Linked DNA regions of Homo sapiens: region 1 is linked to region 2. Evidence: read pairs that join two places in POLR2A ChIA-PET (ENCODE). Cell type or tissue: Panc1. All regions are shown on one strand. Each heading gives the region's core, and the rest is flanking DNA. Links, peaks and the distances in the headings are about the cores only.

Evidence for each region. Peaks named below come from ENCODE experiments on the same cell type or tissue, not always from the same donor. Only the 100,000 strongest peaks of a DNase experiment are listed, where the experiment ranks them.
Region 1: POLR2A ChIA-PET joins it to region 2 with 10 read pairs; 6 of 35 experiments call an interaction of 5 or more read pairs at or near these places.

What each region holds. Positions count from the first base shown.
Region 1 is chr17:29,687,688-29,695,139 of GRCh38, reverse strand. The region is part of intron 5 of SSH2 (slingshot protein phosphatase 2); the gene reads left to right. Among named protein-coding and RNA genes, the nearest start is that of SSH2-AS1, 52 kb to the right of the region's middle. In Panc1, for the core only: no CTCF peak of the experiment used is centred there; a DNase peak (open chromatin) is centred at 2,789.
Region 2 is chr17:29,862,694-29,870,757 of GRCh38, reverse strand. The region is part of intron 1 of SSH2 (slingshot protein phosphatase 2); the gene reads left to right. Among named protein-coding and RNA genes, the nearest start is that of SSH2, 64 kb to the left of the region's middle. In Panc1, for the core only: CTCF peaks have their summits at 2,637 and 2,837; no DNase peak of the experiment used is centred there; H3K27ac peaks cover 258 bases.

The DNA.
Region 1 (7,452 bases), core at 583-5,582, 170 kb after region 2:
GAAATTATTCTAGATAAGGACTTAACAAGCAAAAACACACATAGGGAAGGACAAGGAGGGAGTGAAATGGCCAAAGATTGATGCTGGCTTCAGACTCAGGAGACGTGGACTTAGGTCTTTACTAATCATACGATACTGGACAAGTTACTTTACCCTGTCTGTGCCCATTTCCTCATCTCCTGACTACCTCTCACGTTGAGAGGGTCAACTGGACATGAAAACATACTGCATAGTGCAAAATGCTGTCTAAGTATGGGGATTATTATTATGATTATTGGGAAGATAGAGACTAGAAAACAAGGCAGGCAAATATGGATTTAGTGCTGTAAACTGGAGGTCTCAAACTGGCAGTGTATAGGCCAGAGATACATTTTGTTTGGATCACAGTGTTTTTTTAAAAAAACATAAGCCAGAATTTTAAAGTTAGGTGAGATCTAGCATGGGTTCTTAATTTACCATAATCCTCTTTGTGAGACGGAGTCTTGCTCTTTTGCCCAGGCTGGAGTGCAGTGGCACAATCTCGGCTCACTGCAACCTCCACCTCCCAGGTTCGATCGATTCTCCTGCCTCAGCCTCCCGAGCAGCTGGGACTACAGGCGCACACTACCATGCTCAGCTAATTTTTGTATTTTTAGTAGAGATGGGGTTTCACCGTATTGGACAGGCTGGTCTCGAACTCCTGACCTCGTGATCCACCCACCTTGGCCTCCCAAAGTGCTGGGATTACAGGCGTGAGCCACAGTGCCCAGCCCCTATTGTCTTCTTAAGTCAAGTGTCACCATTTGTCATCATTCCTGCACTGTTGTAGTAATACCTCCAATAAAACTAGGAAAACAAAACTGAGATGACCATATTTCTTTGTGGAAATTGGAAAGTATTTCTACCCATTCAATATTCACGTGGCTTACTTTCCTTATTTACATTTCCCATCTGAGCCTCTCAGGGGTGTCCAATCATTTGGCTTCCCTGGACCACACTGGAAAAAGAAGAATTGTCTTGGGCCACATATAAAATACACTAACGATAGCTGATGAGCTTAAAAAAAAAATCACAATATCTCATAATGTTTTCAGAAAGTTTATGAATTTATGCTGGGCCACATTGAAAGCCATCTTGGGCCACGGGTTGCACAAGCTTGCTGCCTGCTCTAGATTACTAACTAAAGGTAGTACCTCTCCCTTTTCAATAAGCACTTGTGAAACATTACAGGTTTTTGAGCCAAAGAATGCCGTGGGACAGCTATAGTAGTTAGGGAAGATTCCTCAGAAGCTAATACAGAATAGAGAGGAGGAAAAGATCATTTTAAATCAGGGAGGCCTGCTAGGGTAGTTATTGCAGTAATCTAGGTATGTGGTAATGAGTCCTTTGATTAGAATATATAAAAATTTAAAGGAATCTTTTCATAGTTATTTTATATCTTAATTTTAATTTTTTAAATGTTTTATATCCTAACCAAAAGTAACATTATACATTTATATAAATCTTGTCTGTATTTCTTGATATATTTCTTTCTTAAATAATTATCTAAGGCCAGGCACAGTGGCTCATGCCTGTAATCCCAACACTTTGGGAGGCCGAGGTGGGCAGATCATTTGAGGTCAGGAGTTCAAGACCAGCCTGGCCAACATGGTAAAACCCTGTCTCTACTAAAAATACAAAAATTAGCCAGGTGTGTTGGCACACACCTGTAGTCCCAGCTACTCAGGAGGCTGAGGCAGGAGAATCACTTGAACCCAAGAGGCGGTGGTTGCAGTGAGCCGAGATTGTGCCATTACACTCCAACCTGGATGACAGAAGAAGATTCTGTCTCAAAAAATAATAATAATGTTATTATTATTATTTAAAAGGGAACGGGGGGGATGCTATTCTTACAGTATTAATAATCTGGAGTGATTGGGGTGTGGTGGCTCATGTCTGTAATCCTAGCACTTTGGGAGGCCAAGGCAGGAGGATCGCTTGAGCCCAGGAGTTCAAGACCAGCCTAGGCAACATGGCAAAACCCTGTCTCTACAAAAAGTAAAAAATTGGCTGGGCATAGTGGCATGCCAGCTACTCGGGAGGCTGCAGTGGGAGTATTGCTTGAGCCTGGCAGGTCAAGGCTGCAGTGAGCCATGATCACGCCACTGCCCTCAACCTGGGCAACAGTGCAAGACCCTCTAATAATAATCATCATCATCATCTGAAGCAATGATTCTCCAACTTTAAAGTATATCAGAATCACATGGAGAGCTTTGTTAAATCACCAATTGGTGGACTCCACATGCAGAGTTCGATTAGTAAAGGGGAAGCAGAGATAATTTGTATTTTTAAGCCAGTTTCGAAACACTGCTGATGCTGCTGATCCAGGAATCACACTTGGAGTACACCTCTTTGAAAACCCATAACAACAGTCACTTGCACATACTGGATGCCCAATAAATATTTGCTGATAGCTTTCAACATTTGTGTGTTTTGGTAAAGCTAAAGCTTTAAAGAGATCTAACATCACTTTATCGTTTTCTCATTGATAACCTTCTGGAATTTGGTTTGAACCTCTAAATATTAAAATAATTTTAACTACATAGAGACTTGGAAGAACATGAAGGAAGCAGTTACAAAGGCAGAGCTGGCAATTCTTTTCTTACTAAAATATGCATCTTCAGCTGCTTTACATTTATAAAATATAAATTCAGAAAATGTAACTGATGCCTCTGAATTCAAAGTTCAAATGACAAGCCGTTTTACAGTTGTTTTGAGTTGTTACAAACACATAGTCATTATGTTTCAGCTTATTGAGTGAGTCATCTTCAAGAAAATGAGTCAATGCATTGTATGACTTTGGACAAATTAGCACTTCTGTAACTGAAAGGAGCATTTGTAGACTCAAAGCAAAGGCTTTTGTTTTGAGTTAAATTTGTAATGCTGAAACTCTGAAGATTTGTGCAGAAGGTTAAAAGTTTGATAGTCAACTGAAAGTCTTGTTTTTTTTTTTTTATTTTTTATTTATTTATTTATTTTTTTGAGACAGAGTCTTGCTCTGTCGCCCAGTCTGGAGTGCAGTGGCTCGATCTTGGCCCATTGCAACCTCTGCCTCCCGAGTTCAAGTGATTCTCCTGTCTCAGCCCCCCGACTAGCTGGGATTACAGGCCCATGCCACCATACCCGGCTAATTTTTTGTATTTGTAGTAGAGACAGGCTTTCACCATGTTGGCCAGGCTGGTCTTGAACTCCTGACCTCAAGTGATCTGCCCATCTCGGCCTCCCAAAGTGCTGGGATTACAGGCATGAGCCACCGCGCCCGGCTGAAAGTCTTGACTTCATTTTTTAAATAACCCAACCAAACCACACATTTTGCTTTAGCATTGAAAATAAGCCGGGCACAGTGGCTCACGCCTATAATCCCAGCACTTTGGGAGGCCGAGGCGGGTGGATCACGAGTTCAGGAGATCGAGACCATCCTGGCTAACACGGCGAAACCCCGTCTCTACTAAAAATACAAAAAATTAGCCGGGCGTGGTGGCAGGTGCCTGTAGTCCCAGCTACTCAGGAGGCTGAGGCAGGAGAATGGTGTGAACCCGGGAGGCAGAGCTTTCAGTGAGCCGAGATCGTGCCACTGCACTCCAGCCTGGGCAACAGAGCGAGACTCTGTCTCAAAAAAAAAAAAAGAGAGAAAATAGGACAAAGCCAATCTTTTCCTCCAGGGAAGCTCTGTGTTCCAAATACAGGCATCAAGCATTAACTGTAGTACTTAGAAAAACTGTAGCTAGTAAAATAAAGAAAGTGGTTTTATAGTACTCTTGCACGTTACCAAAGATCAACCATTTAATTAAAACATTAATCTGAGAAATTAAGAATTTTCAGGACATTTGAAGTAATTTCAATTGATGTTCTTAACTAAAGCTGAAGTGTTGATAAGGTACAAAGAGGTCTTTTTTGAGTATTTTGCAGGAGAATTCAAGAAAATGAGAAGTTTTATGATTTTGGTTTTCATCATATGTTGCTTTCTAAAATGGAAATTGGTTCATTTTTTCTAGCTATAAATGTATTATGTGGGGTTTTTTTTTCTCCCAAACAATGCAAAAAGGTATAAATAAAATAAAAATCACTCTGTATTCTACATTCTGAGAAAATCGTTCTCAGCAATTTGGATAAGTATCCTTCCACTCTTTTTTTAAATATGTATATATGAGAGAGAGAGTGTGTGTGTCTATGTGTGTGTGTGTGTCTGTGTGTGTGTGTGTGTAAAGAGTGAGAGGAAGAGCATTGTTTTGTTTCTACGAAAATGTGATAAAAATAGAAATACCTTTTTGTAACCTACTTTCTTCATAGTTTATCATGGATATCTTTCCATGTCAATAAATAAATCATGGTTTTTAATGGCTACACAGAATATAATTCATATTTAAGAATTTCATACAGACTGATTTAAAAAAAAATTCAGAGACTTCCTGAAGCTCTAATCTTTTTCTTTTGAAGACAGTGTTCTTTAGTTTACTAGTGTCACAAGTGAAGCCTGTTTTAATTTTGGCTATTGATTTTGCTTCATTCTTTTGACTAGCATTTAATATTTACCTACTTTTGGAACCTTTCTCTCTGATGGATTGGGTGAACTGCCTGTCTTAGACATTGGGCCTTTATAATGTAGTTTACTGGGGGTAATTAATTTCTTTTCACCAAGAGTCTTACATCATGCACACAGGGGCATGCATGTAAGACTCTTGGTGTAAAGAAATTAAGTCTTTTTTTTTTTTTTTTTGAGACAGAGTTTCACTCTTTTGCCCAGGCTGGAGTACAATGGCGCAATCTTGGCTCACCACAACCTCCGCCTCCCAGGTTCAAGCGATTCTCCTGCCTCAGCCTCCTGAGTAGCTGGGATTACCGGCATGCGCCACCACGCCTGGCTAATTTTTTGTATTTTTAGGAGAGACCGGGTTTCTCCATATTGGTCTGGCTGGTCTTGAACTCCCGACCTCAGGTGATCTGCCCGCCTTGGCTTCCCAAAGTGCTGGGATTATAGGCGTGAGCCACTGCACCCAGTGGTGAAAAGAAATTAAAGGCAAAGTTACAGTTTAAGCTTAAGGAGGAGTATTTCCTGATGTTAGATGATGCTGAGGAGAGAAGCTCTTTTTTTTTTTTTTTTTTTTTTTTGAGATGGATCTCGCTTTGTCACCCAGGCTGGAATGCAGTGGTGTGTTCTCGGCTTATTGCAGCCTCTGCCTCCTGGGTTCAACTGATTCTCACGACTCAGCCTCCTGAGTAGCTGGGATTACAGGTACATGCCATGATGCCCTGCTAATTTTTGTATTTTTAGTAATACTCCCACTGCAGCCTCCCGAGTAGCTGGCATGCCACTATGCCCAGTTTGTAAACTGCTTGTAATTAGGTTAAACATTTAAATTGGATGCCGAGGGAATAGCATTATTCTTTAATAGATGAGCTTTGAAAACAGATTGGGTTCTTCAGGAATAAAGAGGCAGGGGATGACTTCTCAGACCTACTTCAGTCCTAAGATTGCTGGATCCAATTCACCTGTAACTTGTAATAGGATTCCACATTTAGGCAGTAAATGTAGTTTCTTGGAAATATAATCTTAGTTACTATTGCTGCCAAGTTTTAAAGTCCAGAATAATTGTTTTGTTTAGACAATTAAAATGGACTTCAGTAGTGTCCTTTTCAAGGAGAACTTTAGTTGATAAATCAAATGCATCTCAATTATTGTCTTATTCCAGTCATTGATTTCAATATAGGTTCTGGAGACTGAAGAAACATTGGAAATGCTGTCCTTTTCAAAATTAGGATATTATGTACAAAATTGCCATTTTAAATTTATTTGATTGTGTTAATAAATTATTAGATTTTGCTTAATCTTATCTCCAACAGAGGAATACGAAATAAACCTTAAACCAGGATGGGCGTTAGACTTTTCCTTATGGCTGCGGCACATAGATTTTTAATTCCTTAACCTAGAATCTTGAAGCTTAAAAGGAACTTTTTTTTTTTTTTGAGAGTCTCACTTGCCCTGTCGCCCAGGCTGGAGTGGAGTGGCGTGATCTCAACCTACTGCAACCTCCTCCTCCTGGGTTCCAGCAATTCTCCTGCCTCAGCCTCCTGAGTAGCTGGGATTATAGACACATGCCACCACACCCAGCTAATTTTTTTTGTATTTTTAGTAGAGAGAGGATTTTGCCCTGTTGGCCAGCTGATCTCGAACTCCTGACCTCAAGCGATCCACCTGCCTCAGCCTCCCAAAGTTTTGGGATTACAGACGTGAGCCACTGCGCCCGGCCTAAAAGGAACTTTAATTAAAGTCTTGGGTTTATCCCCTCACATTTCAGAATTTTTTCTTCAAAGATTTTTATCTCATCCTTCTAATTAGGATATAGGTGTTGAATCAATACTGTAGGTACTGTCTAGAGGCCTGTGATCAAATTCCAGGAACTCTTAAGTGCTATTCTTCCATTTAAGAAGCTTAAAATTGACCAGTCTGGACAACATGGTGAAACCCCATCTCTACCAAAGATACAAAAAATTAGCCAAGCATGGTGGCGGGCACTTGTGGTCCCAGCTCTTTGGGAGGCTGAGGTGGGAAGATTGCTGGACCCCGGGAGGCAGAGGTTGCAGATCACACCACTGCATTCCAGCCTGGGTAACAGAGTGAAACACAAAAACAAAAAAGAAGCTTAAAATTGAATGGATCTGAGATATGCATGTTATTCAAGCCTAAGTCAGTATTAAATGTCTGGGGCCCTTCTCATTAGGTTTGGGAACTTCTGTTACAGTTTGAGTAAGCAAGGGAGAGCCAAACATTTGAAATGCTTTTGATATTATAAAATAAACTTTAAAGAGACATCTGGCCGGGCGTAGTGGCTCGCACCTGTAATCCCAGCACTTTGGGAGGCCGAGGCGGGTGGATCACAAGGTCAAGAGATCGAGAGCATCCTGGCCAACATGGTGAAACCCCATCTCTACTAAAAACACAAAAATGAGCCAGGCGCAGTGGCAGGTGCCCGTAATCCCGTTTACTTGGGAGGCTGAGGCAGGAGAACCGCTTGAACCCGGGGGGCGGGGGTTGCAGTGAGCCAAGATCACACCACTGCACTCCAGCCTGGGCGATAGAGTGAGACTCCATCTCGAAAAATAAAAAAAAAAAAACACTAATGTTTGCAATGAATATCACTTACAAAGAAACTCTTGCAGCCCACTTCTAACTTGGCTGGTAACTTGCATTATAGATAATACTTATGAAAGTTATATTTTTCCTTTTATCAGCTTTGACTTAGCCAATCAGTTGCCACTGGTTGGTGTAGGAGCTGTAAATAAATTGTCAGAAACAAAGTTCATTTGTTCCCAGGCCATTTGTATTTGAGCCTTGCCAGAAATTCTTGGAGCGTTGACAGAGAATAAAAGAGCCTCTAACACATTCAGGAAACTTGGGCCAAGGGAGGCCCAAATATAAATATGTAATAATATGCG
Region 2 (8,064 bases), core at 1,262-6,261:
GCTAAATCAGTGTCTGAATGATTTCATGTACAGATTTTAGATTTATGGTATCAGTATTCCAGATCTCCAAACAAGTTCACACAGACCCCAGTAGATGCCTGTGTGACACTTGTCAGTATCCTCACTCACATGTCAGAGTTTAATCAAATCTGGTTTTTCCTGGGACTTGCTTACTGCTAAAAGGCTAAAGACGTTCTTTTGTTATTATTCGATTTTAAAATTTATTTTTGTTTAATTTTTTAAACTAGGTAAGACATTTACAAAGTTCAAAAGTCAAAACCTCATAAAGGGTATATAATGAAGTCATCCTCTACTTTCGTACCCTGGCCATCCAGTTCTCCTCTTCACAAACAATATTAATAGTTTTCTTTGTCTCTTTGCATGCATAGACATGCAAGCATACACACACACATTCTTCTCTTTTACACTAATGGTGACATACTATATACAATATTGCATATTTTGCTTTTTTTTTTTTTACCTATTCTGCTTTAGAAATATTTCCATATTAGTACATCAAAAACTTCCTTGTTTTTATTTATTTCAGATAATATTCCATTATATAGATACACCATAATGTATTTAACCAGTCTCCAGGATATCGTTATTATAATAAATGCTGCAATGAGTAACATTGGGAAAATGTCATTTAACATAATTATAATCAATTCCTAGAAATAGAATTGCGGGCCCAAAGGGAATAGTTTTATTTTTAATAGACATAAAGCTAGGATGGGACCCAAGGTCCTATCCTAAAACCAAACCTGAAAAAAAAAATAGTACCGACCAATATCCCATGCAAGAAGTCCATGCCTAAACTCCAGGTTTTTTTCTAGGATCAGGCCAATGACTATCATAAACACCTATGATTTAGTATCTATTCCTACTGCCTATGAGGAGAGTTCTGATTTCAACTGGGCCTGCACTCTGTGCAGAGATCAACACAGACTGATTTCTGCAGGCGACCTTCCTGCACTTCATATGGTTTATGAGAAAAAGCCGTTGTCAAAAGCAGCTTATTCTTTCCTGCAATTTTCTTTTCAGAGGAACTCTTTTCTTTGGCAATAATCAGGGGGTCTTATTCACAAGGGTCTCTGCTAATCTCTTGCCCTGGGCAGGGTAATTCTTCCCTATGACTTGGCAGTTCCCCGATCTTTCATTTCTTCCTTGATGCTCTCCTATTTTGGGTCTCTAGTCTCTTGCTTTTGTTAGTTAGGGCTAAATTCTTGTCCTGAATCTTCCCTTTGGCCTAAAGCTTAGAGACCCAAGGTGTTTCTCTTTGGCCTCCATAAAGACACAAAGCATCCTAGGCAAGGGACACTACAAGGGGACAGCCTTGTGGCTATCTCTGAAGCCCTACCTCAAAGTTGAGCTTCCGCTCACCAGCAAGCTGCTCTTTAAGTTATGGTTGGCTTGGATTTCGGGCAACCAACACTCTTGATTGTAGGAGGCATTCCTTGATTACTGAAGTCCCTAGATTACTAAGATCCTCCTTTAGCTTTTGGGAGTTTCTCACCCCAGTGGTTCTCATGACACCTCCCAATTATGGTTTAGTAGGTAAGACCCCTTGTATTGACCATCTCTCTAGAATCTCTGTCCGTTGAAGCAATTTCTGAATTCATCTCCAAAATCCTTTTCCTAAGATGGAAACTAGTTTAGAGAAATGTTCATTTCTTTGAGAAACATCTCTTTTTAGACACTCTCACTCCTCTGTTCTCTGGCTCTGGGGCATTGCTATTTTATGGCTAGAATCTTTTGAAACACTTCTACTCTTATCCCTTTACTTATTTCCTGACATTGCTCAACCTGTAATCAGCTCTGAGCTACCTCTATTAGCATTCTATAAAGTCCCACTTTTCTAGGTTATTTTCCATGATGCTGGATGAGAGGGACTGAAAAGTCTGCCAATTTTTCTCCCCATCCAAGGGAACGGGGAGGATTCTGCAGGCCCATGACCAATATTCGACAGGGCTTCTTCCAAGAATTTCCTGGTGGGAACTGAGTTTTTTTTTTTTTTTTTGAGGTGGAGTCTTGCTCTGTCGACCAGCCTGGAGTGCAGTGGCACGATCTCAGCTCACTGCAACCTCTGCCTCCTGGGTTCAAGCAATTCTCCTGCCTCAGCCTCCCAAGTGGCTGGGACTACAGGCACAAGCTGCCACGCCCAGCTAATTTTTTGTATTTTAGTAGAGATGGGGTTTCACCTTGTTGCCCAGGCTCATCTCGAACTCCTGAGTTCAGGCAATCTGCCCGCCTCGGCCTCCCAAACTGCTAGGATTACAGGCATGAGACACCGCACCCAGCCGGGAACTGAATTTTATGTGAGCACCTTGTCTTCTGCCTCCATGAGGGTTCCCCCAAGGCGCTTGGCAACCTCCCTATGGTGTTGGCTACTGAACTGTGGGTGACCGAGAAGAAAGGCAGACTAGGACAAAATGTGTAATTGGGCTTCTCTCATCTTTAACAATTTTATGGATTCAAGGATCTTGAGGGGTAGGTACTACCTCTGCTGTACCCAAAATTAACTGAGTTTTTAGTACATGTCAAGGGTTTAGATCAGGGAAGAAGAGCCCTAGAGAGTTATTCAGGTGATATTCTTCTCAGAGAGTTTTAATCATTGGTATAACTGTTTCTCCAAAGAATAGGGAATGAATCTCTTTGAAAGATTATACCTGAGGTTTACAAGCTTTCACTTAGCTCCTTCTAGGCAGCTTCTCTCATCATAGTGCACTTAATCAATTAGAATACAAAATGACCTTGTTACAGTGTGAGGACATCTTGTGGTCAGAATGCTATATAGGAAATTAATTGCAAATATAAGACCATCACTCACTTTACCCCCAGTTCAGCCTGGTAGTTCTTAATTTTAGGTATCTCTAGCCTTCCTTGATATCAATCTAGGTTCCTCTTCTAATACTAGAGCTAAATCTTTCAGTTCTCTTATTTATTAAAGAAGGAATAGAGCTCTTTACTTGCGAGGAAATAGGCTCTTTTCACAATCATCTGACACCTAACTTTGTAGTCTCAGCATTCTAAGTAACAGCGATCTTTCTGCACTTGTCTTTCTTTCCTGGCATACATCCCCAGACAAATGTTCAAGGGATGCTTTTCCCTCCTTTCTTACTCAGTGTCTTCTTTTCTTCAGATGCCTTTCTGAAGTTGCTTAGTTTCTCTAAAATATCTGCCTTTTGCTGTTCAAACCTTCATTCTGTAAGGAAATAACAGAACTCCACCTCTTTGCACACATACAGTGATCATACTACCTGATACACACGTTAGCATCTCTAAAACCTAATTTACTTTCATAGTCCAGGTCCCAAATCAAGCTACACAGATTTTTTTTGTTAAGTGTTTTTGTGGCAGGGGCTGGGGGAAGTTGATGGTTGTATTTAAACCACAGATAGCTCTCATATATTGGTCTGAGGAGAGAAATAAATAACTAGAATGCTACAGTTTTAAAGACTGTAAAACTAATATGTAAGGTGATTTACAAGTGAATGGAGGTCAAAAGAATTGCATGCTTTCAGCACACACAGAGTTAACCTTGCAGTATCTCCTTGTTTTGCCAGCCTGCTGTTACCTCATGAAGTTAACAGGACTGATCTTTTAAAAACTCCTACACAGGGCTGGATATGTTGGCTTATGCCTGTAATCCCAGCACTTTGGGAGGGAGCAGGAAGATCACTTGAGCCGAGGAGTTTGAAATCAGCCTGGGCAACAGGGAGACCCCATTTCTACCAAAAAAAAAAAAATCAAAAAATTAGCTGGGCGTGGTGGCACATGGCCTGTAGTTTCAGCTACTCAGGAGACTGAGATGGAAGGATCGTGTGAGCCCTGGTGATGGAGTTTGAAGTGAGCCGATATGGCACTACTGCACTCCAGCCTGGGCAACAGAGCGAGACCTTGTCTCTAAAAATAAAAATAAAATAAATAAAACTACACAGAACAGGAGGGAAATCAGCAGCTAACTTAATAGCAGAAGCCTAACCCAAAATGGAAAATAATAGAATATTTGGTTTGCCTAAGGAGAGAGAAACCAGCCTCTCTATGAATTTCCATTTCAGTTCTCCTCAGCCATTTAATTAGCAACTAGACACATAACTCCAAGAGCTTCTCTTTTGTGCCCTGATATTCTAGGTCTAGAAGTTCTGAGATGCTGTTGCCATTTTTTTCTCATTGTTCTTTTCATGGGTTTTCAGACAGGAGTGAACATCTACCTCTGGCTCCTTGGCTTTTCCCTGTCTGTATAAACTTGTTTATTAACTTGTTGTTTTTTGTGGATGATTACTTCTCAGAATCTGTCATAGTACCTAACTTGGTGTGCATTTTGCACTATATAGGTGTTGATCAAATACAAGTAGCAGCCCTCTATGTAAACCGAATAACTTGTACATATGAATGACTGCTTTTGCATCTCACTGGAGATAACCCCACTTTGCTTTTGGTAGTTTTGCTATCAGTTGCTAGTTTAGGAATCCAAGCATTAGTTAGGAATGTTTCTGTGAGAAAACATAATTCAATATCTACACATAAATTTCTAAATGATCTTTGTACTGCTTGTTTTCAGTTAATTGATTTTTCTAAACTGGTTTCAAATTCTTCCAGCATATAGTCTCCTTTGCTCCCTTATTTCTTTTCTTTCTTTTTTTTTTTTTTTTGAGATGGAGTTTCACTCTGCCACCCAGGCTGGAATACAGTGGCACGATCTAGGCTTACTGAAGCCTCCGCCTCCTGGGTTCAAGCGATTCTCCTGCCTCAGCCTCCTGAGTAGCTGGGACTGCAAGGCACCCACCACCATGCCTGGCTAATTTTTTGTATTTTTAGTGGAGACAGGGTTTCACCATGTTGACCAGGCTGGTCTCGAACTCCTGACCTCAGGTAATCCGCCCGCCTCAGCCTCCCAAAGTGCTGAGATAACAGGCGTGAGCCTCCATGCCCAGCCTGCTCCCTCATTTCTGATATTTGTAAATTTATTGTTCTTCATCTTCTGGTAGTCTTTAGAAGACACTAATTTTTAATTAATCACAATTAGACTTTGTTTCAGGTTCCATTGCTATTTTCTCTGCAGCTTCAACTATTTCTGTCTTTTATAGGTTAAATTAATGAAACCAAACCCCATTTGGGTTCAGTGAAATCTGTGATAGGAATTAAGGTCAGCAAAGTCTTCTTCCCCTTCAAGGAATGATTTTTTAGAGTATTTGTGATTTATTCTTGGTATCCATGATTCTTCCTTAAACTAGGGTTAGAAGTTCCTTAGAGCCCTGACAAATGATACAGTGCATTTTTACTCTCAGCAAATTATCTGCCAGGAAGAGGTTGAATCCCAAGTCCTCCCTCTTTATTTTATAGACTGGATAGGAAACTGGGTTGTAAAGCTTTCCTGCTGGGGATCTCTAATTTCCAAATTGAGTTTAAACTGCTGATTCTCTTTCTTCCCTCCAAGCTCTGATGTTAAAATAAATGTTATCTCTCCACACAGCTGCAGTGATTTAATTGTTGTGCTGTATCAATCTTAAGTTGCAGAAATTACTTTACACTTCTTTTAATTGTAGACTTACCATTTTAGAATATTAAGTCTGTTTTTGTATCTGAGTCAAATATGTATAATAGAGAAGACATTTATCTCTTATTTCAATTTGGTTGTAGAGAAACTGTTTCTTCAGTGCCTGGAGAAGTCATTGGAATTTGGAAACCCACTGCTTAACTGTTTTCATAGGAGTGATATGATTCCACCATTCTAGTTTTAATGCAGTGATTTAAGTGCTATATACAGAAGCAAATACTTTGGACCAGTGGCTCTGAAACTTTAATTTATATCTGAATTACCTGGAGGGCTTGTGAAAAACACATTTCTGGGCACTACACTAGATTTTTATTTGGTAGATCAGGGGTGGGGCCCAAGAATTTGCATTTCTAGCAAGTTGTCAGGTGATTCTGCTGGTCTGGAGACCACACTGAGAATCACTGCTTAGAGGATTTTTTTCTCTCATTTCAGAAACATGCCCTTTTAGGGAAGCTGATTATATTAGAAAAAGAGAAGGGAAAAAATTCAAAAACAAAAAACAAACAAAACTACCTCAAGGAGATGACAGCGTTGTTTCTTTTTTTTTTTTTTTAGTAAGTATTCAGATTATCTCTGTGTGAGGGTGTGAATTTGCAACTACAAGTAATGTGGCATTTGTATGGGATCTGAGATGTGATCAAGTGAACATTCAAAGAATGATAAGCAAAATCTTTAAATCTTATCACCGTTAGTTGCAATAGAAGACTTAGAAAGACAAGGAGAGATATTGTGAAAAAGTATGAGTATATCTATAAGAGACCTGAATTAAAATCTCTACTCTACCACTTAGACTTCATTTATATGAATTTGGAGTGTGTAACCTTACTGGGTTCTTTTAGTATTTTTTTAATCTATCTATCTATTTATTTATTTATTTATTTATTTATTTATTTAGATGGAGTTTTGCTGTTGTTGCCCAGGCTGGAGTGCAATGGCGCAATCTTGGCTCACTGCAACCTCTGCCTCCTGGGTTCAAGCAATTCTCCTACCTCAGCCTCCTGAGTAGCTGAGATTACAGGCGCCTGCCATCACGCCCAGCTAATTTTTTGTATTTTTAATAGAGATGGGGTTTCATCATGGTGGCCAGGCTGGTCTTAAACTCCTGACCTCAGGTGATCCACCCACCTCGGCCTCCCAAAGTGCAGGGGTACAGGCGTGAGCCACCGCGCCCAGCCTAGTATTGAATGAGATAAGAAATCTGAAATGCTTTACCTATGGTAGCTGTCCATCAAAGTTACTTTCATAGAAGCTGGCATCCTCAGTTGCTTTTGTACACTCAGGAATCTTTTCAAAGTTTAAGGGTGATAAATTTTATCCAAAGTAATTACTCGTAAAATAATTGGATCCCAACAATTACACCCCTGTGCATCTGTAGAAGTGCAGACATAGAAGATGTGGGACTTACTCTCCAAGCACACAAAATCTACTTATAGATTTAGGATTCTTTCTTTTGAAGTACCAGAATACCATATTAAAAGTGAGATAATGTTTAAGATGAGAAGGCCAGGAGCAAGGCAATTATAGACTTGATACAGTGATTAATGCAGTTGTCAAGGTTCTGAGTTCTGTCTGTCTGCTCTACCATCTTTAACTTGCTTCCTTTTGTCCTTGGGCCTCTCTTTTTGAGGTCACAAAATGGCTGTCACAGCTCTAGATATCAAATCTGCATAACTGCATCCAAAGGCATAGAAAGGGCAGTTTGTTTTCTCAAATCTCCTTTGTCATGGTGGAAAACTTTTCCCACAAGCCACAGCAGACTTGTCCTCAAGCCTTGAAGACCAGTATTAAGATGTATGACTGTTCTGGGCTTCAGGGAGGCTAAGCTGAAAAGGCAGGTACTTGGCATTGTTAGCCTGAGTACTGGACTGGTAGGTAAAAGAGGTTAGAGATGACTGTTGGGTAGACAACAGAAACAGAAGCCACAGGGAGACAAGACTGCACAGATTAGAGAACAGTTCTGGGCAATTTATCATTAGGCTGAATTGTGTGCTCTAGGCCAGGAGTTGGCAATCTTTTTTTGTTGTTGTTGTTAAGGACCAGTTAGTAAATATTTCAGGCCTCCCCTAAAGATGCCAAAAGCCACATATGGTCTCTGTTGCACATTCTTTGTCCTTTTTTTTAAAAAAAAAACAATCCTTTTTAAAATGCAAAAGCCATTCTTAGCTTGCTGGCTGTATAAAAACAGACCATGGGCCACATTTGGCCCACAGGCTATAGTTTGCCAACCCCTGCCTACATAAGGAAGGTTCAGAAGGGATCTCCTACTTCAGTGGGGCTGAAGTAATCATTTTGAAGCCTCCTGAAATTCTGGGATTTGACTGGTGCTTTGAAGGATGGGTGAGATTTGGACTGAGAGATGTGTTCCTTCTAAAGGGCACAGTGAGAGGAGAAACAAGCCTATGATACTTACCATAACACAGTTGTGTGTTACGTGCAATGAGTGAAGAGCAGCAATACCTTTGCAAATGAAATAGGCTAATTGCAGGCCAGAGTTAGGGAGTAAT